2 separate regions of the Homo sapiens genome follow, and region 1 is linked to region 2. A link is an interaction called in ENCODE POLR2A ChIA-PET data of the cell type or tissue named here. Cell type or tissue: Caco-2. All regions are shown on one strand. Each heading gives the region's core, and the rest is flanking DNA. Links, peaks and the distances in the headings are about the cores only.

What was found. ChIA-PET counts read pairs that join two places held together with the same protein. Peaks named below come from ENCODE experiments on the same cell type or tissue, not always from the same donor. Only the 100,000 strongest peaks of a DNase experiment are listed, where the experiment ranks them.
Region 1: POLR2A ChIA-PET joins it to region 2 with 6 read pairs; 2 of 35 experiments call an interaction of 5 or more read pairs at or near these places.

Annotation. Positions count from the first base shown.
Region 1 is chr15:58,671,656-58,674,576 of GRCh38, reverse strand. All of the region lies in intron 4 of ADAM10 (ADAM metallopeptidase domain 10), which reads left to right. It also overlaps the pseudogene HMGB1P51. Among named protein-coding and RNA genes, the nearest start is that of ADAM10, 77 kb to the left of the region's middle. In Caco-2, for the core only: no CTCF peak of the experiment used is centred there; no DNase peak of the experiment used is centred there.
Region 2 is chr15:58,603,559-58,606,479 of GRCh38, reverse strand. The region is part of intron 14 of ADAM10 (ADAM metallopeptidase domain 10); the gene reads left to right. Among named protein-coding and RNA genes, the nearest start is that of LIPC-AS1, 110 kb to the right of the region's middle. In Caco-2, for the core only: no CTCF peak of the experiment used is centred there; DNase peaks (open chromatin) are centred at 1,649 and 1,989.

The DNA.
Region 1 (2,921 bases), core at 156-2,655, 68 kb before region 2:
ATTGAATTGGTAAGTATTGATAATAGCTAGCATTGTTTGTATCATTCACATATAACAGGAAAACTGTTTTAGAAAGCATTCTGGCTATACTTAGGTCCAGTCTGGAGATTGGAAATCTGCATAAGCATATTGAGTTGTGACAAACTATGTAGCCAACTGGAAAAGTTGAGATGTGGAGTGCTCTGATTGTTTGACTTCTGAACTCCCACAGTGCATACAAGTGTATTGGTTAATCTCTCTACTATATGTTTTGAATTTGTATGCTTTACTAAGCATTGATGTTAGATACTGAACTTATTTAAGCACAGTGATAGTATTTGAAAGAAATATAAAAATTTAGTGGTATTGTTGACTCTGTCTTTTCCTTTTTTCTGAGTTAATCTCTTGGGAAGTATAAATTAATTTTTCTAAACAACTCACAGGCACAGAAGCCGAAAAGTTGAGAAGGCCACAGATATGGGAGTTATTTTAAGAATAATATTTAATTAGAAATGTAGGATACTAAATTGGAAAGTTAAAAAAAAATCACAAAAAAAGAGGCAGTGGCTGGGTATGGTGGCTCACGCCTGTAATCCCAGCACTTTGGGAGGCTGAGGCAGGCGGATCACGAGGTCAGGAGATCAAGACCATCCTGGCTAAACAGTGAAACCCCGTCTCTACTAAAAATACAAAAAGTTAGCCGGGCGTGGTGGCAGGCGCCTGTAGTCCCAGCTACTCGAGAGGCTGAGGCAGGAGAATGGCGTGAACCCGGGAGTCGGAGCTTGCAGTGAGCCGAGATCATGCCACTGCACTCCAGCCTGGGCGACAGAGTGAGACTCTGTCTCAGAAAAAAAAAAAGAGAGAGAAAGAGACAGTGAGGGGCTTAATTCTTTTTAGCAGAATCTGGAAAAAATATGCTTAGACTTTTCATATTATGCATATTATGCATTTCATATTACGTAACGTTATATAAATAGGATAACAGTTGAAAATTTTAGATCAAGTTCTTTTCTGATTAGTTATATATATGTATGTATATGTATACATGTATATTCATATATATTTATCTTAAAACATCAATATAAAATATTTTAGCTATAATGAAATACAATGAATTATTTCAGAAATATAAGATTTTTAAAATAAAAAATTGTTATTAGAAGCATTTACAGTGTCAAAAAAACAGCTGCAGCTTTTTTTTTTTTTTTTGGCAATTACAGAGTGGTATTCAGTTAAGAGTAATACTTATTTTGTATAAGCTGCATCAGAGAGAAATGAAGGTGAAAAACTACCATCTCCATATATAACTCATTTGTGCTGTGCACCAATAAGAACCTGCTTTAGATTTTCATGCTGGCTTACAGCTCTCATACTGTTTCAGGCAAAGTTAGTGGTTATTGAAAATACCACCAGGATGGGCTGTCTGTCCGTCTGTCTGTCCTTCCATCCATCTGTATTTTTTTTTCTTTATGCTCTCTCATCAACTGACTGTCAAGGATGGGCTATCTAGAGACACATTTGATAGTGTGGTTAACTGTTAGTGTGTTAACTGTACAGTTTAAAAACAAAGCCTTACCTTTAAAGGTTTTTCTTTAAAAGGAGTGAGTTGTGTACAGGGGTGCTAAATAATTTATAAACAAGGACAAACACTGCACTAGAACCAACTTATTCATTATGATCATCTTCATCTTTCTTCTCTTCCTCATCCTCTTCATCTTCCTCCTTTTCCTTCTTATTTTCAACTTCCTCACCTTCCTCTTCTTTTTTTTTCAGCATTGACATCTCCCTTTTTTTTTTTTTTTTTTTTTTTTGCTGCATGAGGCCTTCCTTTAGCTCAGTATGCAGCAATATCCATTTCTTAGTTTTTCTTCAGCTTCACAGCCTTTTCATAAGGCTGCTTGTCATATGCACCATATCCACATCTTTCCCAGTTTCTTTGAAACATCACGAATGGATAGGTTTGGATATTCTCCTTAGATTTTTGGGCAGTACTCAGGGCAAAATGAAAAGACTGAAGGAGCCCTCTTGGGTACATTGGGATCCCTAAACTTTTTTGTTTCTTCTTTAGGAGGGATGTAAGTTTCTCTTTAATAGCCATCCTTGTCCCCCTTTGCCATGTCTTCAGATTTTCCTTTCTCTTTAGCAGATACGGCTTTCCACCTCTCTGAGCATTTTTTAGAAAATTCCGAGAAGTTAACTGAAGCATGAGTGCTGCTTCTTGTTCTCCTCCTGGAAGTTTGCACAAAGAATGCATATGATGACCTTTTGCCTCTTGGCTTCTTAGGATCTTCTTTTACCAAGTTTAGTTATTTTTCCTCAGAGAAGCACAGAGTCACCTAGTGCACATCTGGCTGCCATTTGCCCCAGCACTGTCTCCATGGAGGTCAATGTACTGTAATGGCTATCAGAAATACATGATTATATGAAAATAAAAAAAGCTTTCATGTTGTAAAGCAACTTTGAAAGTCACCCTAACAAGTAAAATTATATTTGAAATTTTTGTTTTTTCTTTTGAGAACTATCTTTTATTTTGTTTTACAAATAAATTGAGTAAGGAATTTTATAATTTTAGTATTGTAAAAGGCACTAGATTCAACACTCTAAAGATGACGGAAACTGAAGTCTAGAGTTATAAAACTTGTGCAGTATGACATGGATCCATGTCTTTTGGCTGCCACTCCAGTGCTTTATTTCTGTTACATTCTGAGTTAGGAGAGTTTAAAGGCTGCTAAAAGGCCAAGAACTTAATGACAATAGAGACAATGACAGTAAGGATTAAAAAAAAAAAGTTATTTTTGGTATCATTGATTTTGAAGGTGAGCCATATTTACTACTGAAAAAGCAAATTTATATTTTAGGCTCACTTTAAAAAATATATATATTTATTAATAGAGACGAGGTCTCACTGTGTTGCCAGGCTGGTCTCGAGCTCTTGAGCTCAA
Region 2 (2,921 bases), core at 230-2,729:
AGCAGATTTCTCAAATGTAATAATTTATATGGAAAAGAGTAAAACTTGTGCATATTAACTTTGAAACTGGAATGTTTTCAGGTTCCTGTTAGTGGTATTTTATCTTACTTGCCCAGGTTGAGCTTAAAGTAACCAAAAGTTTAGTAGCAAGTTGCTTTCTGCTTGGCAGATCGCTGTTGCTGCTGCTGCTAGTGGTGGTGGGAGTTTGAAGGATAGGAGGAGTATATATTCAAAGCCCAGACTATAGTATTATGTCTTCTGAAAAATTGAAAGGAAACTTTCTGCCCCTATAGGGATGACATAATCAGTATCATGGCAAGGAGCTCTGGGCCCCACATGGTCTTGTGACCCATGGGAAGTCCAGAATGCATTTGCTGAGAGTGAGCGTTGTTGAACACTGCAGTATTCATTGAAAGGATCATATGGTTGACTTTCTGGAGGTCTTTAAGAACAGTAGATTATCTTATGTCTGAAGAGACTTGAGTGCATGTCTTCCCTGTCCTCGCTCATGCACTTTTTTTTAGATGATACTTGCTTTGTCATTTTGTTACCATATAGGTTCTTTTTGTTTATATTTAGATTATCAAATTAAATACTATTGTAATTAATACATAATAAATTAGACTATTTAATTTTGACTTTTTACTTTATTATTGGCTATGTTTAAGTGCCTGTATTGAACATCATCTCTCTTTTTCTTATGTAGAATTATTTTCTGAGTTGAGAAACTTCTTGAGTTTTTGAAAAATGGTTGGATGTCTTCTCTTTGTCCCTAAAGTTTTGCTTAACACCCTTGTCTCTGGGATATAAGACCCTGGCACTCAGTTTACGCTCAGTAAATGTTCATTGAATGAATGACAGCTCCCCTTTCTTTCAGACTAACAGGTGGGCAATTTGTGATCTTTTCTTTTGAGAGAAATGCATATTTTACATTTACTACCCTAGTTAGTATTCCTTTCCCTGATTTTATAGTATATTTAAAGGGGATAGCATGTAATTTAGCATTTAACTCATTCTTTTTTTAAAAAGGAAAACTATAAAGGTGGCCGTACTTACTAATATTTTCAGATGCACTATTTATTTTGTTTAGTTTTTCTTACTGTCTTTTGTCTATTGCCATGTTCCATTTCCCCACACGCTAAATTCACAAAAGCTACTATCATTGGCACTAAAACATCTCAAGCATTGGGCTTGTGAGATACATAGTTACCTGAAAAAATTTAGAAGAAAGCCAGGAACACTGTGCTAGAAGGAACTGGAAGTTCTGAAGGGCTTGAGTGCCATATTTTATTATACATCTGTTGATCTAAACTGCGACTAGGTTCTTTTTACCTTTGTTTTCTACAGTTTTAACCACTACTAAATCTGGGCTTTCTGTCTCCAATCTGCCTCTCTTACTGCCATAGCGTGTACTCGTATGGCTCTTTATTTAAATCTATAGGCCAGGTACAGTAGCTTATACCTTTAATCTTAGCACTTTGGGAGGTTGAGGAGGGAAAATTGCTGGAGACTAGCAGTTGAAGACCAACCTGGACAATCTAGCAAGACCTGTGTGTGCAAATAAATAAATAAATGAATTCGCAGGGTGTGGCGGCATGTACCTTGTAGTCCCAGCTACTCAGGAGGATCACCACAGCCCAGGAGGGCAAGGCTGCAGTGAGCCGTGATTGCACCACTGCATTCCAGCTTGGGCAACAGAGCAAGATCCTGTCTCTTAAAAGAGAAAAAAAAGAGTGTGTAGGTACTAAAAAGACTATCATTAAATATATCCAAACCAGTTTTACTGTCCTATCTCTGTTGTAACGGCCTTGTCACATTATTTGTATGTGTTAGGCAATCTGGAAGTAATAAATGAGCTGTTAGTTATGTTTCAAGGTCAATATTTAAATAATGACTTACTTGTAATAACTAGTTCAACAGGTATTTTGTTTGTTGGGTAGGTACTGAGGTAATAGGATATAAGTCCAGGGAGCTCACAGGTCAGTTTGGGATAGAGAAGACAGGCCAGAGAAACATATCTTCAGTCTGTGTGCTGTTTTCACAGAACTGGGAGAACCTATTAGGAAAAGCCTTTAAGGAGATAACGCCAGAGCTAAGTTCTTTGTTTATTTTTATTTTTGAAATGGAGTCTCACTCAGCCACCTAGGCTGGAGTGCAGTGGCGTAATCTCGGCTCACTGCAACCACCGTCTCCCAGGTTCAAGCGGTTCTCCTGTCTCAGCCTCCTGAGTAGCTGGGATTACAGGCACCTGCCATCATGCTTGGCCAATTTTTGTATTTTAGCACAGATGGGGTTTCACCATGTTGGCCAGGCTGGTCTTGAACACCTGACCTCAGGTGATCCACCCGCCCCGGCTTCCCACAGTGCTAGGATTACAGACATGAGCCACCGTGCCCGGCCAAGCTAAGTTCTTAAGAATTAGTAGAAGTAGAGAGTACAGAAATATTTTATGGGGACAGAGCATGTGAAAAAGTCACAGAAGTATGAATTTTGCAAAACATTTTTTTCTACTTTTTTTCTTTTGAAAAGTTTGATTATTCTTTTTTTAGTTGACAAAGTAATACATTCTAAAGTAGGCCTTTTTTTTTTTTTTTTTTTTTTTTAACCCTGGACCCCCAATCTTTCTAGGATGGATTTCTTGTGTATTCTTCGAAACTGTCTATACCACTGTAAGGATATTTACTTTTTAAAAAGGTGGAATCATATACACTTTGCTGTACTTTATCGTGTGCTCAAGTTTTTGCTTTTGCTTTTTTTCCTCTCTCCTACATAGTGGTCTATCTTGGAAATCTTTGGTGGGAAGCATTCGAAGAAGGGTTTGACATGAAGGAGTAACATGGTCAGTTCCATATTTTAGGTAGCCATAACACTGATGGCCATATTTTCATAAAAATGAAAGTAAAGATGAAGGAAGGAAATAT